Linked DNA regions of Homo sapiens: region 1 is linked to region 2. A link is a loop called in an ENCODE intact Hi-C map of the cell type or tissue named here. Cell type or tissue: IMR-90. All regions are shown on one strand. Links, peaks and the distances in the headings refer to the core of each region. The heading gives the core; the rest is flanking DNA.

Region 1 (12,646 bases), core at 2,562-10,561, 490 kb before region 2:
CCTGTGTCCATGTGTTCTCATTGTTCAATTCCCACCTATGAGTGAGAACATGTGGTGTTTGGTTTTTTGTCCTTGCAATACTTTGCTCAGAATGATGATTTCCAGCTTCATCTATGTCACTACAAAGGACATGAACTCATTATTTTTTGTGGCTGCATAGTATTCCATGGTGTATATGTGCCACATTTTCTTAATCCAGTCTACCATTGTTGGACATTTGTGTTGGTTCCAAGTCTTTGCTATTGTGAATAATGCCGCAATAAACATACATGTGCATGTGTCTTTATAGCAGCATGATTTATAATCCTTTGGGTATATACCCAGTAATGGGAGGGCTGGGTCAAATGGTATTTCTAGTTCTAGATCCCTGAGGAATCGCCACACTGACTTCCACAAGGGTTGAACTAGTTTACAGTCCCACCAACAGTGTAAAAGTGTTCCTATTTCTCTACATCCTCTCCAGCACCTGTTGTTTCCTGACTTTTTAATGATCGCCATTGTAACTGGTGTGAGATGGTATCTAATTGTGGTTTTGATTTGCATTTCTCTGATGGCCAGTGATGGTGAGCATTTTTTCATGTGTTTTTTGGCTGCATAAATGTCTTCGTTTGAGAAGTGTCTGTCGATATCCTTCGCCTACTTGTTTTGATGGGGTTGTTTGTTTTTTTTCTTGTAAATTTATTTGAGTTCTTTGTAGATTCTGGATATTAGCCCTTTGTCAGATGAGTAGATTGCAGAAATTTTCTCCCATTCTGTAGGTTGCCTGTTCACTCTGATGGTAGTTTCTTTTGCTGTGCAGAAGCTCTTTAGTTTAATTAGATCCCATTTGTCAATTTTGGCTTTTGTTGCCATTGCTTTTGGTGTTTTAGACATGAAGTCCTTGCCCATGCCTATGTCCTGAATGGTATTGCCTAGGTTTTCTTCTAGGGTTTTTATGGTTTTAGGTCTAACAGTTAAGTTTTTAATCCATCTTGAATTAATTTTTGTATAAGGTGTAAGGAAGGGATCCAGTTTCAGCTTTCTGCAAATGGCTAGCCATTTTTCCCAGCACCATTTATTAAATAGGGAATCTTTTCCCCATTTCTTGTTTTTGTCAATCCCACAATCTTTTTGAGTTTTATCTTGCTGCCTCTGCCCTGGATTATTTCCTTATGTCTTCTACATGATCTAAAGAACTTCTACAGGAACTACTTTGTGTTTCTTCTCTATTCAATCCTTCCTCTACAAGCTACTAGAATTATATTTCTAAAATACAGATGGGATAATGTCACATGTGTATTCAAAATATTTAGATGATGTATTAGTCTGTTCTTACACTGCTAATAAAGACATACTCGAGACTGGGTAATTTATAAAGAAAAGAGCTTTTATTGACTCACAGTTCCACATGGCTGGGGAGGCCTCATAATCATGTTGGAAGGCAAAAGAGGAGCAAAGTCATATCTTACATGGCGGCGGGCCAGAGAGTGTGTGCAGGAGAACTCCCCTTTATAAAACCATCAGATATCGTGAGACTTATTCACTAGCACGAGAACAGGATGAGAGAAGCCCTCCCCCATGATTCAATTACCTCCCACTGGGTCCCTCCCATGAGATATGGGAATTATGGGAGCTACAATTCAAGATAAGATTTGGGTGGGGACACAGCCAAACCATATCCTTCTGCCCTGGCCCCTCTAAAATCTTATGTCCTCACATTTCAAAACCAATCATGCCTTCCCAACAGTCCCCCAAAGTCTTAACTCATTTTAATATTAACTCAAAAGTCCACAGTCCAAAGTCTCATCTGAGACAAGGCAAGCCCCTTCTGCCTATGAGCCTATCAAATCAAAAGCAAGTTAGTTACTTCTCAGATACAATGGGGATGCAGACAGTGGGTAAATACACCAGTCCAAAATGGGAGAAATAGGCCAAAATTAAGGGGCTACAGGCCCCATGAAGTCTGAAAACCAATAGGACAGTCATTAAACCTTAAAGTTCCAAAATGATCTCCTTTGATTTTATATCTCACATCCAGGTCACACTAATGCAAGACTTTGCAGTGTCCAGCCCCACTCCTGGCTGCTTTCATGGGCTGCTGTTGAGTGTCTGTGTCTTTTCTAGGCACACAGTGCAAGCTGTTGGTGAATCCAGCATTCTGAGGTCTAGAGGTTTGTGGCCCTCTTCTAACAGCTCCATTAGGCAGTGCCCCAGTGGGGACTCTGTGTGGGTGCTCCAATCCCACATTTTTCTTCTGCACTGCCCTAGCAGAGGTTCTGCATGAGGACCCCGCCCCTGCAGCAAACTTCTTCCTGGGCATCCAGGCTTTTCATACATCCTCTGAAATCTAGGTGGAGGTTCCCAAACCTCAATTCTTGACTTCCATGCATCCACAGGCTCAACACCATACCGGAGCTGCCAGTGCTTTGGGCTTATACCCTCTGAAGCCATGGCTTGAGCTGTACCTTGGCCTTTTTTAGCCATGGCTAGAGTGACTGGGACACAGGGCACCAAGTTTCTAGGCTGCATACAGCAGTGGGCCCTGGGCCCAGCCCAGGAAGCCATTTTTTCCTCCTGCTTCTCCAGGCCTGTGATGGGAGGGGCTGCTGCAAAGGTCTCTGACATTCCCTGGAGACATTTTCCCCATTGTCTTGGTGATTAACCTTTGGCTCATCATTACTTATGAAAATTTCTGTAGCCAGCTGGATTTTTTCCCCAGAAAATGCGTTTTTCTTTTCTATTGCATCATCAGGCTGCAAATTTTCCAACCTTTTATGCTCTTCTTCCTCTTGAATGATTTGCTGGTTAGAAATTTCTTCCACCAGATACCCTAAATCATCTCTCAAGTTCAAAGTTCCACAGATCTCTAGGGCAGGGCCCAAATGGTGCGAGTCTCTTTGCATAGCAAGAGTGACCTTTACTCCAGTTCACAAGAAGTTCCTCATCTCCATCTGAGACCACCTCAGTCTGGACTTCACTGTCCATATCACTATGAGCATTTTGGTCAAAGCCATTCAACAAGTCTCTGGGAAGTTCCAAACTTTCCCACATCTTCCTGTCTTCTGAGCCCTCCAAACTGTTCCAGCCTCTGCCTATTATCCTGTTCCAAAGTCACTTTCACATTTTAAAGTATCTTTATAGCAGCACCCCACTCTACTGATACCAATTTACTATATTAGTCTGTTCCCATGCTGCTAATAAAGATATACCTGAGACTCAGTAATTTATAACAAAAGGAAGGAAGTTTAACTGACTCACAGTTCCGCATGGCTGAGGACGCCTCACAATCATGGCGGAAGGCAAAAGAAGGGCAAAATCACGTCTTACATGACAGCAGACAAGAGAACATGTACAAGGGTATACCCTTTTATAAAACCATCAGATCTCATGAGACTCATTCACTATCACGAAAATAGCACAGGGAAAAACCCACCCCCATGATTCAATTACCTCCCACCAGGTTCCTCTCATGACACATGGAAATTATGGGAGCTACAATTCAAGATGTGGTTTGGGTGAGGACACAGCCAAACCATATCAGATGATTTCCTAGTTCCTATAAAATAAGTCTAAACTTCTTAGTATGGTCTTTCTGGTTTCTCACAATCTGGCAATTATTTACTTTTGCCTGCTCTTCCCCTGCCACTTCCTATCTTAGTACTGTACCATTTTCTTGGATTTCTGACAAAATCATGGCAGTTTTAGTTCTACAATAAACCATGATACATTCACTACATTGACTTTGGTGTAATAATATGGAAACCAATCAGAAGTAGTGTCTTAGCCTTTTCAGGCTGCTATAACAAAAATACCTTAGATTGGGTAATTTATAAACAAAAGAAATTTATTTCTCACAGTTCTGGAGGCTGGGAAGTCAAAGATTAAGGCACCAGTATTAATAGATTTGGCTTTCTCTTTGTTTCCAAAATAATACCTTCTTGCTGCAGCCTCACATGGCAGAGGGGAAAAGGGATGAACTCATTCCCTCAAGCCCTTTTATAAAGACACTAATCCCACTAATGAGGGTGGAGCCCTCATGACTTAATCATTTTCCAAAAGTCCCTACCTCAATATCATTGGATTGGGGATTAAGTTTAAACATAAATTTTGGAGCAACACAAACACTTAAACTATAGCAAGTGGCCTCTTCAAATAATTTATATTTATTATATAATTCTTAAACATAGCAAGCAATTATACAATATAAAATTATTGAATGTATTTGAACAAAACCATCTTATTAATACACAACACTAACACATGCGTATACACATTCCTTTGGATTGGGAGTACAGCGGCATATTATTTTAATCTCTATGTGTTGTCTGCCATGGTCTTTTAGTGCATTGTAGGTATAGTTGCTCTGTTTTTCTCCAGTGGCTACCTAGGCCATCAGTGTTGATTGGATTTAGTATAAAGGCTTTCGTTAGAGCTTCTTGTCTGAGACTTAACCTTCCAGCATTAGCAGAGGGAAAGAAAAACATGCACCCTTCCAGCTGGAGCAAATGTTATTGAGCTATAAAAATAGCATGCAGTTTAGTGAAGTTACATATTTCGGTTATATATGTGGTTAGTGCACTTTCTGGCTTTGTTGTCCTCACTCAACTGTTTGCAGGTTTACATATATATAAATTAGGTAACCTAATGTGTTGATTCTAGGTATAATTTTTGTACATCAGGCTCTGACACACCACCTACCTGGCTATAGTTTTGTGTATATGCCCAATAAGCAACCCTACAGTGTAATTCCTGTTAAGATGTGGGATCCTTCATGGGATACAGGCAGCTCTTATGGATTTACACTGATAAAGTACTATGTCCAGAACTGGGACTTTGAGTCTTAATTTATACTCACAAACATTCTAAATACCTTTTCTCTACTTGTCTAATATGTAGTCATTTGCATCTTGAATATCTGAAACCTAAACATTCCAAGTCTTCCAGCCTTCTATGCAAACCCCTTCTTTTCATATTTAAATAAATTGCTTGAATTCCCATCACATATACAGAGAGATCTGATCTCTTTCTTCCATGTTACCCAGCACCATCTTTCCTTGGTATATCTTGGAAATGTTGGAGCATGGCAGGCGATTACTGTTTACCAGTATCCATGTCCTCTCCCCAGGGGAAGATTGTTCTTCTTTGCTCTGTTGAAGAAGTATATCTTTGTTATGTGGCTTGCTTTGGCCAGTAAAATATGAGAGGAAGTGCTGTGTGTCATTTCCTGTTGCGTTGCCTCATTCTCCTTTCTCTTTGCCAAGAAATTGTTGCTATTTCAAATAGGGATTGCCTTGATGGTCAGCATGAAGATGATGACAATGTGAACAAGAGCCCCTAGCCAATCTATAATGAACTCTAACATGGGAGATAATCAAACCCCTGCACTTTTTCTTTGTTTGTTTGTTTTGAGACAGGGTCTCAGTCTGTCGCCCAGGCTGGAGTGCAGTGGCGTAATCTTGCCTCACTGCAGCCTAGACCTCTCTGGCTCAGGTGACCTTCCCACCTCAGCCTCCCAAGTAGCTGAGACTACAGGTGTGTGCGCCACCATGCCCAGCTAACTTGTGTGTGTGTATGTGTGTGCATGTGTATATCTATCTATCTCTATATATATCTATATATCTGTATCTGTATCTATATCTATATATCTATATTTTGTTGTTTGTTTGTTTGTTTTTGGTAGAGACAGGGTTTCACCATGTTGCCCAGGCTGGTCTTGAACTCCTGGGCTCAAGCCATCCACCCACCTTGACCTCCCAAAGTGCTGGGATTACAGGCGTGAGCCACTGTGCCCAGCCCAAACCTTTGCTCTTTTATACCACTGATACTTTGGGGTTGTTATTACAGCAAGCCCTAGGACCAAAAACAATGCCTGTCATGTAGCAGATGTTCATTAAATGCTTGATAAATATATGAACTTGAGCAAGGCACTTTCCAGAAATTTCAAACTGGAATACACTCCATCTTCCTTCTTCAATGTGATTATGTGCCTGGAAATTTGTAACATGAGATAAAGATGCAACGCTGTCTTAAAGCATAAGTTTTTCTAAAAGACATTTGAGGAAAAAAGCATTATTTAGAAATTAAAACAGACACATCTATCTTATGGAATAGTACACAAATCTCAAAGGAATTTTAAAGGAAAACTAGAAGTCTTCTAAGAATATTAATACCATTTGGGTACTGCCTCAGGTTATTTTTCCAAGAACCCTTGGACGTGATAATCTTTGAGTCTCAGTTTTATCCTCTATGAAGTACAATATTTGGACAAAGATGGAGGTGTCAAAGGCTTTTTAGGAGGGGTTATATGGTGTGAACAGCAGTGAACTGAGAGCCAGCAGCCTTGGGCTTCAGTCCTTGCTTTGCTGTATAAGTATAGGACTGTCAGGTCATTTAATCTTGAAATTTAGACTCAGGAAAAGATGTACTAACACTTCCGCTATCTGTCCCACTGGATTTTTTGAGAAACAATACATTTTAGAATACTTTGAAAATTATTAAACTCTATTATTCCAAATGAAAAGCGATAGGAAATTCTTAAAATCTTTTCAAATTTGAATACTTTATTTATATTCTGTTTCCACTGGGTGGCAGTATTTCACTTGCACTCTACTGTAATTTTTATAGTTTGTATATAATCTTATAGAAAAAAATTTGATAACTATTTTAAATAAGTACCTCATTGTTTCCCAACCTTATCTTTCTCCTTTCTCATCCCATGCACTCCCTTTCTCTCAAAGAATTCAGATAAACCACTACCATTCATTTAAAAAATCTTTAATGAAGTAAATGTGACTGCAGTCTCTTTAAGCTTAGCAATTTATTAAGAACTTCTGCTTCATTTGGGAATATGTATTAGATAGCTTAATTTTGCTCAGATATAAGCAGATTACTTTGATGTAGGTAATTAAAAGTAGTTAAAAATAACCTACAAAAATCTTGCTATTGGTTCTTTATGACAATTTTAAAATAATGTTTTTAAAATTAAGCTGATGGATGTCCTTTTTAACTGATAATACCAGTGATGCCTATTTTATCCTATCATCAGAAGATCATCACACAGTTGTTATGTGAAATCCTTGATGTTTATGACATGTTCGAGAAACACTTTATCATGGTTTCATATCAGTTAACTTTGTGTCAGAATTTCCTAGAAAATTAGTCCCACAAGATGAGTTAAATAAGAAAAGTATACTTGTAAAGCTTGGTGAATAATTCCTTGCTGACTTTTGTTGATATTAAGGTTTTGAGGTAAGTAATGGCATAAATGTGTTAGAGTAGTTGTATCCTACAGCATGAAGATCAGAGTCATTCAGCAGCGTAATGGATTGCTAGTTTTCACTTGTAAAGAGACTATCAGTGCAATTTTTAAACTGACATAATCACTGTATTCTGTATAAGAGAGTAATTGCCTTGAAAAATTAGGCTGTTTAAAGTTGTTTATAAAACTTGATGTAGATAGAATAAATATTTTTAAATGGCTAAAATGCTATGTAACATTTTAATTGTTTTGTGCCAAATCTTTGCTGTTTTCAGGAAGAAAAAAAGGAAGTTTTTTTTTAAAGAATATCTAAGGTCACATGTGGTGGCTCACACCTGTAATCCCAGCACTTTGGGAGGTCGAGGCGGGCAGATCACAAGGTCAGGAGATCGAGACCACCCTGGCTAACACGGCAAAACCCCGTCTCTCCTGAAAATACAGAAAATTAGCTGGGCGTGGTGGCGGACGCCTGTAGTTCCAGCTACTTGGGAGGCTGAGGCAGGAGAGTGGTGTGAACCCAGGAGGCAGAGCTTGCAGTGAGTGAGATGGTGCCACTGCACTCTAGCATGGGCAACAGAGCGAGACTCCGTCTCGAAAAAAAAAAAAAAAAGAAACATGTTTATCAAATTTGCTGATAAGAGAAAGTTGGGAGAGATAGCTGGTATTTTGTTTAAGATGAGCACTATTCAAAATATTTTGTCCCACAGATAGGAATAAACCAATAAGAAGAGATTAATAAAAGTTAACTCTTACATTTGCATTAAGTTATTTTATAAAAATAGAGAACAAGAGAAATTGCATTGATCACAAGTCAAAGAGAAAAGAGTTTGTAGTTTCAGTTTTAGGGTAAAGCTAGCATGGTTGGGCAGGGGTTGGGCAGAAATTGTAAACTATGTGAGTTACTGAAAAATCTTGTACCTTGGAAACACATAAGCCCAAGTGGAGTTACTGTTATTATGGTCTTGTCTTGATACATATAGGTCTGAACAAGGTTATTGTTAAAATAATTTGAGTTTGTTTTAGTAGTATACCTCTTTTGCATTAGTGTACAGTTTTGCAAAGACTAGGAGGACTGGAAGAGGTGTAAGGTAATAGTTAAGAGCTGTTACTGGTTGTTGAACATCAACTGTGATAGTTTCTATGTTAAATCTTTTAAATGGATTATCTCATTGAATTCTCTCACAACAGCCCTATGAGGCAGATAGGCATTTTTCTTTTTCTTTTTTTCTTCTTTTTGCAAATAAGAAAACAGACACAGTTTGCTTAAATGATTTTCTCATTACTGTTTACAAAGAGTAAATCATACAACTTGGAATGAAGTCTGAGTCTGAATCTTGAGCCCATGCACTTAACTGCTATAAAATACTGTCTTTCAAGAAAGAAGTTTTACGGAACCTACAAAGGAGAGTTTCGACAGAGGGTGGTCACTCTCATTAAGTATTGCACACAGGTAAAGAAATGTGAAAAATTATTATGGAAACTAGCAGATGACTTTGTTTAAAGTTTTTTTTCCATAGAGCATTGAGTGCAGATGCCATATTGCAGGACGCTGAAGAATGAATAGGGAAGTAAGAGTGCTGGGTGAGCACAGGGCTAGCTAGAGGCAAGAGAAGGCAATAAGAGATGCTGTTGGGCAGAGATGATTGGAAACCTGGAAGAGGAGGGATTTGGGGAGATTTAAAGCCAGGAATAGAATGAGAAGATTCTGTGTTATAGCGAAGAGGTATAAGCCAGACACAATCAAGAACTAGACAAATAACTGGTACTCTCTTTCTTGCTCGCTTTTTTTGTGTGTGTGTGTGGCAATTGGCAAGTTTTAAGAGTACATTAAAATGCTTCTACTTTTACTGCTGACTTGTTTAAATAAAAATCAGTTGCAATTAAAAATGTAATACATGGAATAGTTTTGAATTAAATCAGGTGGAGATGTGATGCCTAAGGAAATATGATTTATCCTCCAAAATTACTTGCTGGAGAAAGATAATGTGTTCCAGTGCATCACTATCACCATTATTTGTTTCTCTCCACTCTCCGCAGCCAACAGAATCCTGATTTCTTTAGGTAGCAATGGAATGAATCATTGCTATAACCAGTTATGGTAATCTTATTCCTCTTGGGTAGCAATTGGCCTAGGGATGTTAATGTCACCTAGTTCTGGCTCATGAGATATGGGAAGGCAAGGCTCTCAGGAATGCTTTTGCTTTTCTCATGAAAAGGAACAAAGGCTTAGCTGGCATGGTCCTTCACCCTTCTTCATGGTTAGGACTCCAGACATGATGCCTAGAGGTGACCCTATGAACATCAGGTTAGAAGCTTGACAAAAGTCAGCATGTGAAGGACGGCAAAGCAGACATTTAGGAAGATCTTGGTGTTGACCAGCTCTGGGCTACCTGGCTTCTCACCTCTAGTTATGTAAGACAGAGTCTTATATTAATATTTGTTTAGGTCACTGTTAACCAGATTTTCTGTTGCTTGCAATCAGACATAGTTCTGAAAGAAAGAAAATTCTTCTTCAGTTGTTTCTTATACATGTGTAGTTTATGATTACGGCAAATTTTAGGATAATCTAATTGCCAGGATTACGCCCTCTTTTATTTTCAGTTTATAATGTCTTATTAAAAGGATTTAAAACAACCTAGTTTCTCAATTTCATCTTTAAAGATTGTATTTGGTCACTTTATCCTCCATTTCAACTAGCTGTATATTTCTAGTTTCTTTCCAATGCATATGTGATATTCATGTCAACTGTATGCCCTTAATATTCGTAAAATATTTTTGCCATGGAAGAAAGCAATGTGTGAAGCTATCAGGGATGGTTTTTGCAGCAGAACTAGATCAGCTCAAGGGAGTGTTTTACTAAATTATTTAGTCCACATTCTGGAAAATCTTAATTGAAGACATATTTTATGCCAAATATGTTCTTACTATGAAACTGCCAAAATGCATGTTTACCTAGCTAGCTGGGTTAGGATGGAATTAAATGTAAAATATTTCTCAATGTTCTGAAGAGTTCCAGGATGAATAGTTATATTCTGTGTTCTCTGCAACTAAATGTTGGACACTGTTGAGATATAGCTACTAGGGAAGTTATCTCCTTCTGCCTCAGCATTATTTGTATATTTAAGTGCACAAAGATAGGTTTTTTTTTGTGTGTGTGGGCTTTAAGGTATACGAAATGAAGTAGCAAAATGTGGTTAGAAAAATTTGCTTATACAATGAGACTAATACTGATATAGATGCTTTATCTATTTTTAACATATGACTTGGATTTGTGTTCAGGCTATGAATAGGGAAATTTCTAGTTAATTCTGAGAGTGCCATGAAGGAAAAAAAATGAACTACCAGTCTTAACAACAACAACAAAAGTCTAGACACTGCCATGAAAATTGTTTTAATGACAGTAGGAAAATCAACATTAAAGATTATTAGAATAATTAAATCAAAATTTATTAAACACAAAAATAAACATCTCTGCATGTGACATAGAAAGTAAATTTCAGTATCCAGCAAATGTTTCCAATAATACAGAGATGGCACATTTTAATAGGTTGATCTTTAGTCATAGTATAATAAACTGCCAAAAGTTTTGATCACATCAAATTAGGTGGTCAAATCTTTTGGCATCTCTTTAGATTATTATCACATTGAATGAATTATTAATAATTCAATCTTGATGGTTTGAGTGAAGCCTATTAAGAGTAATCTGAGTTTCAGATTTGATTTTAAAATTATATTTCAAGAAAGCTCTGTTATTGTGTTTAATTTTAAATGAAAGCATAATTGTCTGGTAATGCCATTGTGGAATTTTTTCAGCATAATCTACAACCTTTGAAATGCTTCCTATTTTGAAATATGTTTATCATCATGAATCATTAACTAATGTAAATGCTTTGCATTAAAAAATGCCTTCTTAAATACAGTAATGGTTAGAGATGTGTAATTCTGTTCTTCACTTTCCAAGTCATGAAATCCAGTTGTTTTACAGTGCTGGCTTTGGAATTCAGTCAGTAATATGGACATCCTATGGGCCAGTGTTGTCACTCTACCCACTGAAATAAACAGATTTGTTCTTATCCATTTCCTAACTTGAATCATACTTATTCATACATTCTTGTACTCTTTGTCATGTGTCTAAAGCATATCCTGTTGTTCATCACAGCATAGCACCCATTCCCTCTATTATAAATCCTTTCTCAGTAATTCTAGCCCATACTGATATTACCTTCTCCAACATAGTCCATTTTTAGTTTTCTACATTCATATGCACACCACAAACCTATCATAATTTTTCTCTCCCAGTGAGCCAGTTGATCCTTAGAATACAACTCAGCATAGCCTTTCAGTCATCATACATGGAAAGTGGCATTTGAGATGAGGCCTATTTGCAATCCTTTGGTACTCTGTTCATGTTTCAGTTAACATACAGTTTTAAAATTATTTTCATAATTTAGTTTCGTTTCACTCACTAATGGCTTCCTATAACTTTTATCTAATCAACAGAAGTTCATTTATTGTGGGAATCATGTTTTAAACTTCATTTATTACCCCTTCCTAGCATAGGACTGGATACATAACAAGCTCTCAATCATACTTGATTATTAACTGGATTAAATTGGAATATTTTGCATATATGAGTGTATTAGTCTGCTAGGACTGCCATAACAAAATACCACAGACTGGATGGCTTAAACAACAGAAGTTTATTTTCTCACAATTTTGATGACTAGAAGTCATAGATCAGGGTGCTGGCAGATTCCGTTACTGGTAATGCTTCTCTTCCTGGCTTGCAGATAGCCACCATCTGCCTGTATCCTTACGGTGTTTCCTCAGTGTGCTTGAGGAGAGAGAGATCTCTGGTGTTTTTTCCTCTTATGGGGTGTAATGGCATTAGGACTTCACTCTGTGATCTTGTTTTACCTTAATTAAGGTCCTATGTTTAAATATAATCACATTGGGAGGTCAGGGCTTCATTATATAAATTTTGGGGTGGGGGAGACACAATACAGTCCATAACAATGGGATATTCAATTATTAGTATTTTAAAAAATGCACGATTAAATTTTACTTTTGCTTTTACCTTGTTTTTTTTTTTTCTATTATGTTTCTTCAAATTAACTTGGTATAAGCCTCCATTTCATCCATGTCTTTTTATAATCATAGAAGTTTTTTGTTGTACTATTTTCTGCTCTGTATGGTTTGACAGTTGTTAATTAAGTCTTCCCTTAAAATTCTTAGCTGGAACTGATCAAGGTCCTTCTGGGAGTTTTCCCTCAAAGATCCCCACTGGAGGCTTGGCAGATAGTGAATCCAAGGCTAAGCTTTGTCAATCACTCCTTCTGTTTCCTTTTTCTGCATGCCTTGAGCTTACCTTTGAGAGGGCTAACGCGTCATACTGGACTGCTAAACAAC
Region 2 (12,646 bases), core at 2,483-10,482:
TCAAGTAAGCCCTGGTGTCCGGTGTTCCCCTCTCTGTGTCCATGTGTTCTTGTTGTTTAGCTTCCACCTGTAAGTGAGAACATGTGCTATTTGGTTTTCTGTTCCTGCATTAGTTTGCTTAGGATAATGGTCTTCAGCTCCATCCATGTTGCTGCAAAAGACATGATCTCCTTCTTTTTTATGGCTGTATAGTATTATATGATGTATATGTACCATATTTTCTTTTTCCAGTCTACTGTTGAAGGGCATTTAGGGTGATTCCACATCTTTGCTATTGCAAATAGTGTTTCAATAAAGAAACATGTGCATGTGTTTTTATGGTAGAATAAACTATATTCCTTTGGATATATACCCAATAATGAGATTCCTGGGTTGAATGGTAATTCTGTTTTAAGGTCTTTGAGAAATCATTATCCTGCTTTCCACAACGGCTAAACTAATTTACATGTCTACCAGCAGTGTATAAGTGTTCCCTTTTCTCTGCAATCTTATCAGCATGAGTTAATTTTTGACTTCTTAATAATGGCCGTTCTGACTGGTGTGAGATGATACCTCATTGTGGTTTTCATTTGCTTTTCTCTATTGATTAGTAATGTTGAGCATTTAGTTAATATGCTTTTTGGCCACATGTATATCTTCTTTTGAAAAATGCCTGTTCATGTCCTTTGTCCACTTTTTGGTGGGGTTTAAAAAATAATTTTTAAGGCCATATGTATTAGTTCACCCTCACACTGCTATAACTAACTACCTGGCCAGGTGTGGTGGTTCACACCTATAATCCCAGCACTTTGGGAGGCCAAGGTAGGTGGATCACCTGAGGTCAGGAGTTCAAGACCATCCTGGCCAACATGGTGAAACACTGTCTCTACTAAAAATACAAAAATTAACCAGGCATGGTGGCAGGCACCTGTAATCCCAGCTACTTGGGAAGCTGAGGCAGGAGAATCACTTGAACCCGGAAGGCTGAGGTTGCAGTGAGCCGACATCACACCATTGCACTCCAGCCTGGGCAACAAAAGTGAAACTCCATCTGAAGAAAAAAAAAAAAAAAAAGAACTACCTGAGACTGAGTAATTTATAAAGAAAAGAGGTTTAATTGACTGACAGTTCCACAGGCTGTACAGGAGGCATGGATGGGGAGGCCTCAGGAAACTTACAGTCATGGTGGAAGGGTGAAGGGGAAGCAAGCACATCTTCACATGTTGGCAGGAGACAGAGAGAGGGACAGGTGAAGTGCTACACACCTTCAAATAACTAGATCTTGTAAGAACTCTCTATCATAAGAATAACAAGAGATAAATCCACTCCCTTACAATCCAGTTGCCTCCCACTATGTCCCTCCCCCAACACTGAGGATTACAATTCAACATGAGATTTGGGGTGGGGACACAGAGCCAAACCATATCACCATATAATTGGATCTTGCTTTTATATCAGTCTGACAACCTCTGCCTTTTAGTTACACTGTTAATCCCTTATCTTAATAGAATTATTCATAAAGGAGGGCTTAAATTAACATCTGGTTATTTTTTATTGTCCCATCTAATTTTGAGGGTTTGTTCCCCCTTTTCCTGACATTTTGGTACTAATTGAGTGTTTTTTAATATTTCATTTTACATCCATTGTTGGTTTATTAGCCTAGCCTCTTTGTAGGTTTTTTTGATGGTAGCTTTAAGGTTTACAATCTATATTGTTAACTTGTACATTCAAGTAATATTGCATAACTTTATTTATAGTATGAGAACTTTACAACAGTATGCTTGTTGTAGTTCCATTTCTCTGCTTCTGGCCTTGGTGCTATTTTGTCACAGTTTTACTTTTACATATGTTAGAAATGCCAAAACATATTCTTTGCTTATAAAAGTCTATTATCTATTAAATTTCTCAAAAATATTTTCATAAGCTTTTAAATTTGCCCATAAGTTTACTCTTTCTGATGCTTTTTATTTCTTTGTGTAGTAAATTCAAACTTCCGGTGGTATTTTCTTTTTTCATGAAATATTTACTTTAACCTTTTTTGTAGTAAAGATCTGATGGTAATACATTCTCTTAGCTTTTATTTATCTGAAAAAGTCTTTATTTTGATTTTATTTTTGAAAAATATATTGTCTGGATATAGATTTAGTTTTCTTTTTCTTTTCACCACTTTAAAGATATTTATCATTTCTTCTTGCTTGGGTGGTTCCTGATGTCACATCTGCTGCCATTCCTCTGTACTTGACTTGTCTTCTATCCTCTGGGTGATTTTAACATTTTCTCTTCATCACTGATATCAGCAATATTACAACGATGTGCCTTGTGGTGGTTTTTTCATTTTTTTTTTCTGCTTTGGGTAATTTGGGAGTAACTTAGCTGCAATACTGAGACAATAGCTTCCTAAGAACTCTACCCAATGCCCTGTATATAAAAATATTTCTCCACTTTGACCACTGGAAATAATAACTATTTCTGATCCATTAATGAGCATTTAGGATTGTTCCGCCTGCTCCTTTCCGTGATTCTGTGATGCTTTCCCTTGAGTCAGGTAGTTTTCTTACCTGCAAGCCTACATCACTATTTCACCAAAGAGTTTAGAGGATCACTTTGTATCCTCTGAAGATACCTACCTCGATGTCAAATAGATAGGTAGACAGATGACAGAGGGATAGATAGATGATAGATAGATAGATAGATAGATCTAGATCAATATAGATATCATATATCTAAATATAGAGATAGAGATAGAGAGAGAAAGAGATAATAGAGATAGAGATATATGAAGTGTCTGTCTCTCTGTTGTGTTGTTCTGCCTCGCAATGCTAGCTTCCTTGGATTTCCAAACACCAAAATCTTTCTTCTTCCTTCAATAAGATCACTGGGCTCTAGCCATATTTGTTTAAATATGTTAATTTTATAGTTGTCACTTTCCTAATTTATTTTCTAATTTCCCTTACATTTCCAGCCTCTTCTTTTCAGGCCTTCAGGCCAACACAGTTCCAGTATTTTCCCCTTATGTCCTCAGTGTATGATTTTAAAAAATATGTAGCCGTAATCACAGTATGATGGAGTAAAGGGAAGTAACAATCTAAGCCTTCCAGGAATCAAGTTTCTGTATTCCAAAATTATCTATCCCTCTCCCTCCAACCAAAATCCCTCTTCCTTCTATAATAGATTAGAAAAAGTCTGGACCAAATACAGGAGGGCAGTAGTTAAGAGGGTAGGCTCTGGAATCAGATTCCCTACGTTCACAACCCGCCTCTGCTTCTCACAAGGTGTGTGACCAGGGCAAGTCACTTAGTTACTCTGACCTCAGTCTCTCTATTTGTAAAGTAGGACTAATTACAGGTACTGTTATAAGACACTGTATAGATTAAATAACATCATCCAGTTAAAGAATTTAGGACTGTGACTAGTGTAAGAAATGCTGTAATGATATTAGGTGTTAGTATTATTGCTCAGTATATAACTGATGAACCTCTTGGCACTTTCAAAAGACACTTTTATAGTTTTAGAGGGTGTTTATTAGTCCAGATAACTCCAAATTGGTCAAATATATGACTCTTTTTCCTTTGTATTATTCCACTTTCAAACAGCATGGATAGGGAACATTACATGGCAGGTCAATGTTTCCTGTATATCACTATGTTGAGTGTGGTCCCCAAGACCACAATCTAACTTGATGATTTGCTAGAGCGGCTAACAGGACACAGCGTATAATCCTGCTCATGGCTATGACTTATTACAGTGAAATGATACAAAGCAAAATCAGCAAAGCAAAAAGGCACTTGGAAAAATCCAGATGAAACCAAGCACAAGCTTCCAAGACTGGAGTCACACAGGACACATTAATTTCCCCATTTTTGAAATGGGACAACACGTATGTACTAGGCAGCCCATTGAAGATTCAGTGTCCAAGGCTTTTATTGTAATCTGGTAATAAAGGCATTCTCTGCCTAGCATGTACCAGAATTCCAGATTTCCTTAAAGAAAGCAGGTGTTCAGAATAAATTGTATTGTTCGTATAAATAACTTAGGGAGTAAGCACAGTGAGCCACTTGTTTCATTTAAGGAAGTTTTATTAGTGTAGAAAGCTGTTTGCCAGTCAAGTTCCCTGATACCAGACAAGGCTCAATCTTTCAGGCAGGACTTTCCAAGAAAAGGAGTGTCAGGTCTACCATGTTAATTCTTTTCTCACATAGTCTCCCTCTTCAAGCTTTTAAATCAACTTTTCAAGGCTTCCTGCCTAGCTTAAAAGTCTCCAAAACTTCCAATGGTTTCAATGCCAACAGGCTTTCTAATAGAAGGCAATGAAAGGGGAGAAAAGGTATAGTGTCTGGGATTATTGTCACTATTTTTTCATTATAATTCCAGATGAATACAATGTGTTTATGAACCATAAATTGCTGCAGATATATTGTATAATGCATTACTGTGTTAGGAGCAAGGTTTCAAGATAAGGCCTACTGAAATAAGATCATAACTGGTATTCAAGAATAATATTTTGGCTAGACAGCCTCTTTCTATCTCAATTGTATTAACTATCAGAACATGTTTATTTTTATAATTGATACTGGAAATAAAAATGTTTACTGCTCAGATGATGAGTGCACCAAAATCTAACAAATCACCACTGAAGAACTTACTCATGTAATCAAATAACACCTGTTCCCCAAAAACCTATGGAAATAAACAATTAAAAGAAATAAAAATGGTATTATGCTAATCACCTGAGGTTGAATATTTAGGCAAAATAACACCTTCATTTATTTACTTGTTAATACCACTACTTCAGAAATAAGTTTTTTCTTTACCTTATTGACATACAATGAAGAAAGATACTTATATAATACATATATTCATTATAGGATTAGATCTTTGTCCATAGCCCTGATAGTAATACATATCTCTCTCTTACTGATTAAAGATGGGAAAATTGTAAGGAGTCATCTTACGCAGCACACTGAGATCTGTAACTTAACTAATGATGTGCTAATTTGTATGATAATTTATCCCATGAAAATTCATTTAGAAAAAGAATATACATATTCTTGGATACAGCTGGAATCACATTCTGGTGGAATACAGTGACGTACCAACCTAGGTATTGACTTAGAAATCAATAACAACAACGCAAACCTTATTTTTAAACTTCATATGTATGGAAGTTTAAAACTTGCAAGTTTAAACAGTTCGTAAGTTCAACTCAAAGCTCAAATTATTAAAAACGCTCAACTAAATAATACGTTAGTCAACATACATACACACACGTGTGTGCATGTGTTTTAATTCCTAAAAATATTGTAAATTGATACAATAATCCTGTTTTGTTCTGCTGTATTTGGGTTTTACTTTCAGTAGCTTATATTTTAATTTTGTTCCACTTTCTTTAATTTCTAAGGTTCCTACTTTTTCAATATATGTTTTAAGGCTCTAATATTTCCTCTAAATACTATTCAAAACTTTGCCCTATTTCTCCCAATGTGTAGCATTTTCATTAGAGTTAAGTTTTGTCACTTTTATACTTTTCTTATGATTTCTTCTTTGACCTAAAAATTATTTAAATATCTGGTGAGTTTCACATTTTCATTCATATAAAGCAGTAAAATAAATTAGCGATTTCTAAATTAATTGCATTATGATCAGGACGTTTTGTCCAATTACACTAGTTCTTTTAAATTTATTGACACTTGCTTTTTACCTGAATATATGGTCAATTTCATCCTCAAATTGTACCTTTCAGAAATACTGACCTAGTTGCCATCCCCTGAAAGTGCCAAGCTCTCCCACATGGAATTCTTATTCTTTTGCTTGAAATCATAGACTCTTTTTTGAATGCATTCCTTCTCCTGGTTTACTCCTTATCAGCTTCTCTGACTCCTAATTGAATTAAATACACTTTCTTTATGTTCCCTTATACCTTGTGCTTACCTACTTTTATAACATCCATTTTTCATATCAAGTTTTCTTGTGTGTTGTATGTCCTACCACTTGCATCAGGATTACTTAAAATACTTCTGAAAAATACAGGTTTATGGCTTTACTTTTAGACCTATTGAATCAGAAGTAATTTAATTGTTTCAAGTAATCAGGCTCTATTAGAGCCCTGGAATCTACAAATTTATCAAATATTGCCAGTGATTTCTATAAACATTCAAGTTGAGGAACCACTAAGGTATGCTGTAATCATTTGTTTATTTCTATCTTCCTAATGTTGTTTGCTGACCTATTGTTTATGACTATAACCCCAGGAGCTAACAAAGACTCAATAAATGTAGACAAATAAAAGAAACAAGTGTGGTATAAATTATAAGTAATAAACCAGACAGTTGTGGCATCATTTAAGGAAAGGCTAATTGTTCAATCTAATATCAAGTCTGGGAAATTCTATCAGCTTTTAGTGCCCTGAATACAGTATTAACAGTTGTAGAGGGTTTTAACTGGTCAAATTCATTTAAATTTAAATTAATTTATTCACGACTTCATAGAGTCTCAGAATTGTAAGAGAACATTGAACATAAACAAGTCAATCCCTGAAATTATACAGATGTGTAATATGAGAATGAAAAGTAAAGTTGCTATCCCAAGATGTTTAGCAGGAAGATCACAAAACTGCGACCAGATTCTTCACAATTTGTTCATAAAAAAAAAAAAAAAAGGAAACTAATGTAGAATACTTTGGGAGAAACGGAAGCTGAAGTGAGGAACGGCAAGGAAATTTTACCTGGTTTGTCTTGGTTTGTTGAGATGTTAGATAGACCAAACTGTAGAACACAGATGAGAGAAAGAATCAAGCCAAAATCAGGCTGATTCACTAAGGGATACAAACAAACATTAATACAGAGAATCAAAGATAAAGAACACGTAAGAAAAAAATTTTCTAGTTTTTTAGGTTTTTCTGACATTTGCCTTCATGTCTAAACAATCAAATATGAATTATAATCAGATTAGCATTGCCTCCTACATTGGGACAATAAATTAATAACTAGCCAAAGAAAATACAATTGAAGCCCATGTTTTTCTTTGGTTCAGATTAATTTAAGTTACATATGGGCCCAGATTAATTTTACATGGCTCCAGGTAAACCAGTATACTGACTCAGTGAAGAAATTTTACCTCGTTAGGTATTTTTAATGTGTTTTTTTTTTTTTTTTTACTAATCTAGTTTCTATTTCTCTCTCGTCTCAAATATTCCACCAGGTGGCAGTAAATGCACCACCTATTTCTTAAAAAATGGCAACAACCTGCTGAATTATATCAAATTTATCACTAAGTATTTTGTAGGGTTAAATTTTCACTGGTAAAAGAAAAAATTTGGAGAAAAAAAAATGTGGGTTGGATATTTTGTGTGTTAAATTAAGGGTATAGTCATAAGACTAATTATGAAGAAAAAAATCAAAAGAAGAACTGAAATAGAGAATACAAAACACTGACCTTTGTAAAAAATCTATAAATTGAGCCAATAAAAGTGAAAAGGCCAAGTCAGCCACATGTTGAATATGTTTTAGTAAAGTTTTGCCCTTCTTTACTTAGTATTAGGTTGTCTTTGAATTAGTTTCAAAGATTTCACTTGTGGATATTTTCGCTTTTCCGTAGTCCAACGAGAACACTTCAAATAGATAACAAAAACCATTAAAATTAATGCGCATCTTCAATCTACTTGAACTGACTGAAACCAGTTGACAAAATTAAACTTCAATTCTACCCTGTATTACAGCAGCACATACAAATTTATTTCACTAAACTTATTCTGGGTCAATAGCTTCTAAAGCTGTCAAAATGTGCCTGTACAATCACACATTGCATCATTGGAATAATAGGATTCAGAGCAAAAGAGGGGATCGTTCAGTTCTTTAGTTTACATTGGTTAAAACACCCTGGGATGTTAGGCTTTGGGCCTATCACTTTAAGGTAATTGAAAAACTGAAGAGCATCTAAAGAATGGCAACCACACTCCATCTCTACTGGACATTTTCGGTGATGTCAGAATATAGCAGAAAGACCAGCAAGGAGAAATTATACTGAGAGGCCCACGTTAGTTCAATACAAAGCAGATGTTCTTTCACTGTCAGTTCTTACATTAAGAATTGAGATAGCAAGTCACTCCTCCTACTATAAACAACAGAAACTTGACATAAAACATAACTGAAAAAGAAAGTAAATATAAATAGGCCTGTAAGAAGAAAGAAAAATCTCCGTGGGACACAAATGAAAAAGAAAAGAATGCAACCTCAGGTGAAGTTGAGATAAGCTGGAGAATAGAAGTGTTAGACCCAGAAATTGGCCCTGACAGCCAATGGCTTTAACATTGAGGTGGTCATGAAATTTAAGATCTTGGGCTCCAAAGAGCCAGGGAGTTTGAACAGGATTCCTTGCATAAAGCAGACCCTTGGAAAAGCTACACCCTCAGTTAAAATGTGGCTAGAGAGAACTCTGCCCATCAATTCAGAGAGAAGTTTGTCTCTGCTCTGGTGGAAGAAAACTCCTCCAGAGCCCCAGCTACCCAGACTTCCCAATGAAAGACTGACTTTTCTCTCAGCTGATATTTCCCAGCAATGGTATTTACTGCCATTTGTACCATGCAACAGGTGAGTTGGTAAGCTTGTAACCATTTGTACCGTAGAAAGAAATCAAGTGAACAATAACTTGAGCAGTCTTAAAACTCTAATTAGAATCTGGCAAAGAGAGTCTTTAGATGGGATCCTTGAAACACATTCATAACTACACTTTCTAGTTTTTGTCACATCACACATCCCATAATATACAGAAGTTTTTCAAATTGTGTTAAACCTGTAACACTGCCAGAGTCAAAGCCTAACTTCTAAAGTAAAGGAAACAAAGCCAGGAGTCAATGGTCTGGAACATTTTTACTGTATCCTATTTTAAGCTGCACATGTTACCCTTTGTAAAAGGAGGAACCTGGCTTTCAGGCCTACCTTGCTTTTAACTAAAGGCACTTTGAAGTTATGGTAAGTAACTTATTATCTTCTGCTTCATCTAATTAATTATGCCATAGTTGTAAAAACACTAACAACAACAGCTCTCAGGTATTGAGTGAGAGCTTAGTATGTACCAAATGTACCAACAGCACTTTACATAGTTTTTTTTTTTTTTTTTTTTTGAGACTGAGTCTCATTCTGTCGCCCAGGCTGCAGTACAGGGGTGCGATCTCGGCTCACTGCAACCTCCACCTCCTGGGTTCAAGCAATTTTCCTGCCTCAGCCTCCTGAGTAGCTGGGACTACAAGCGCATGCCACCACACCCAGCCAATTTTTGTATTTTTTAGTAGAGATGGGGTTTCACCATGTTGGTAAGGCTAGTCTCAAACGCCTGACTTTGTGATCTGCCAGCCTTGGCATTAAAAATTGTATCCTCAGCCAGGCACAGGGGCTCACGCCTGTAATCCCAGCACTTTGGGAGGCCGAGACAGGTGGATCACCTGAGATCAGAAGTTTGAGACCAGCCTGCCCAACATGGTGGAACCCCATCTCTACTAAAATTCAAATCTCTACTAAATCTCTACAAAAATTAGCTGGGCATGGTGGCGCGCACCTATAGTCCCAGCTACTCGGGAGGCTGAGGCAGGAGAATTGCTTGAACCCAGGAGGTGGAGGTTGCAGTGAGCCAAGATCGCGCCATTGCAATCCAACCTGGGCAACAAGAGTGAAACTCCATCTCAAAAAAAAAAAAAAATTGTATCCTCAGAAAAACACTGTGAGGAAAGTATTATCAAAATGATCATTATGTATATGAAGAAGTTAAAGTTTAGAAAAGTTGAAAAAGTTTATCTAAGGCCACAATATTAAATGGCAGCCTTGAGAAAGAGGAAGCAGTCTCGTAAGAGACTTTTCACTATCCAACATTGGAATGGAATGTTCCACAAACTAGTAGTGGTCACCCACTCCTTGACATACTCAAGCGGTAGCTGGATGACCATATTTCGAAGTTAACTTGAAAAGGATTCTTGTAGAAGATTGAGCTAAATAATCTAATTCTAGAAGTTTCATCATTTTTAAAGAAGTTGCACATTCTTTATAGAACATTTGCTATGGGCGAACTGATTAAATCACATCTCCAGTGGCTTTAATAGAATTAGTGTTGTCTAGTCAATGAAGCAATGGCATAACCAGATTGACTGCTTAAATATTCAGAGAGAGTCAGCGAGGGCTCCCCAGGATGAGGGAATTCTGCATCCCATTTAAACATATGCCCCATGCTAAATGAGTCTGCAAATTTCATTTCAATCGTTTAGCCATTTGACTACCTGACTGAAAAGATATCATAGGAGAATTACATGAACACCATTTGTACTTGAAAAAAGGTAAAACATTTAAATTGTCTATTTTTAAAGCAAATAAAATTAAATGCTTATTAACACGTCATATTTCATGTGTTGGTGGAACATTGTCATATTGTGTCTATCCTTCTAGGAGCATATTCTCTGTGTATAACAATGAAAATAAATGATTTGCAACTGGAGATATATACATAAAAATCAGGATAGTCCATAATGTAAAAAGTAGATGTTTTTGCATTTTATTTGCTAATGAATGAGTGATTGATTCGATTTTCGCAAATTGGGGTTTTTTTATCAGTGATTTGAAGGTAATGAAGTCACTCCACTGTAATAAACCTAGTTGTGCTACTTTGTTCAAAAACTGAAAATTTTATGGCTGATCTTAATTTTGACAAACAGCTCTCAACAGACTTAGAATACTGCAGTGGGATAAATTGATGGGGTTATACAAAGAATTAATAGCAGAACAAAGAGAAAATGCTAGGTGTCCAGAGCCTTATCTCTGGATAAATAATGCCTGTTATATGCTTAGTGAGTGGATCTAATCTTTGTTTTTAAAAACTCTGGCTTATTTAGTATTTAATGTTTAGCCAAGCAAATAGAAAGAAGGCACCAAAATGTCACCAGTAAGAGTCAAGGATCCTAGTGATGAAGACAAAAGAATATCAACAGTTATCAAAGCTATAAACTGTGATTATTGGGACACTCTGAATGTGCTGGGGATGTGTCCAATGACTTGGAAGAGAACAAATGATTAGAGGTAAATGAGCTCCTTAAATGCAGAGATAAGTCTCACTCCAGTTTATATCTTCAAAATACAGGGAAACAGCAAGAGCCTGATACTTTTTTTGAGTAAATAGATGGATGATTATCTATTATTTATAATTTAAATGAGGAATAAAATACTTGGAAAAGATGATTAGCCAAGAGAAAAATTCAGCTGTTTATTAATAGAACTGAAACTGAAGGGAAATATTTTAAAACATGAAATGAGCATTTTCAGCAAAATGAGATCTTGCACGAGAGAAAGAGGAGCCAAAGTATGGAAGAAGAGAGGAGAGAGATATCAGTTTCTTAATTTTTTCAGGCTATTTAAAAAGTTCAAAGTTATGACCTCTCTTCCCTCTCTAGTCAAATTAAAATAACCTTAAAAGAACGGACATCTTTTGAGGTACGTTAAGTCTGTAACTCTTTTTACACTAAAATTATATTTTCATTTCCATACTATTTTCAGAGGACTGTGAATTCAGATTCCTTGAGTCTGGGTTTTTGTTTTTATTTTTAAATAATAAGCCTACCAATTTAAAATAAGTCAAATAAAATGGATGTGAATAAAATAATGAATTTGGAAAAGTCAGTTTATAAAAATTTGACAAATAATGAAAATGTGTATCATTTCCAACTTGTTCTTTTCAAATGTCCATTCTATATAATCAGTTGTGTTTATGGAAGCACTGTATCTTATCTGTCAAAATTGGAACAAGATTAGGACACACGCTAATAAATGGAATGGAGTATTTGTCTAGACTTTCTATATTTGTTCTTTTTGCCATTGTCCAATGCCAATACCACACTGAGCTAGACCATCCCAGAAATCAGGTACTACTAATTCAGAAACAAGAACCTTAGCTACTCAAGGAACAGGAGGTAGAGGCATTTGGATTCAGACTCTATTAACTGAATTTAAATATCAGTTTAGGAATTACGAATGAATCAAAAAGGTTTTTAATAATATTCACCACCTATGAAACACGATCTACATGAGCAGCTTGCTTCCTGTGTGGAACAGCTCAGACATCTAGAGTTAATACCCCATAAAGTTTGAGATGGACGGGTGAGCTGAACCCTGCCCATTCTCTGTGTCCTCTGATCAAAATAGTTAATACATTCATGCCTGCACCCTATCAAATATAACCTTCAAATATTGCCCCTCTTTGTCTTACTACAAAGTGAGATTTTTTTCCCGTCTTCAAATTCTGCCAGTTTTAAAAACAAAAATAACAGTTTTTTTTATAAAGTATTTCCCATGTGTCAGGCACTGTGCTATGTATATTAAATGCATGACCTCATCGGCTCTCCTCCCTTTAGCACTGCTCATAGATTATTGTCCCTGTTTTTCTGAGGAAATTGAGGCCTCAAAGGACTGCTATTTGTTTACTTGCCAGCAGCTGTTTTTCTCTCCAAAATAAGTTTTGGGGATTGGTTTAGACCTTGGGAAATGTTCTGTCTCTCTAAAGGAGAGTAGATTTGGTTACAGCAGAATGGACTTCATCCTTATTACTAAATAAGTCAACCATTTGACTTCAGTCTTGAAGGTGATTTGGCCCTCTGTTTACTGACTGTTCACTCTAGCTTATTAAGTCAAGTGTGGGT

Evidence for each region. Peaks named below come from ENCODE experiments on the same cell type or tissue, not always from the same donor. Only the 100,000 strongest peaks of a DNase experiment are listed, where the experiment ranks them.
Region 1: it touches region 2 in a loop (4-fold over the local background); 3 of 110 quality-filtered maps call a loop at or near these places.

Annotation. Positions count from the first base shown.
Region 1 is chr6:145,698,295-145,710,940 of GRCh38, reverse strand. All of the region lies in intron 1 of EPM2A (EPM2A glucan phosphatase, laforin), which reads left to right. Among named protein-coding and RNA genes, the nearest start is that of EPM2A-DT, 30 kb to the left of the region's middle. In IMR-90, for the core only: a CTCF peak has its summit at 6,562 (motif pointing right); a DNase peak (open chromatin) is centred at 5,210.
Region 2 is chr6:145,209,217-145,221,862 of GRCh38, reverse strand. No RefSeq gene overlaps it. Among named protein-coding and RNA genes, the nearest start is that of TRQ-TTG4-1, 33 kb to the right of the region's middle. In IMR-90, for the core only: a CTCF peak has its summit at 7,181 (motif pointing right); no DNase peak of the experiment used is centred there.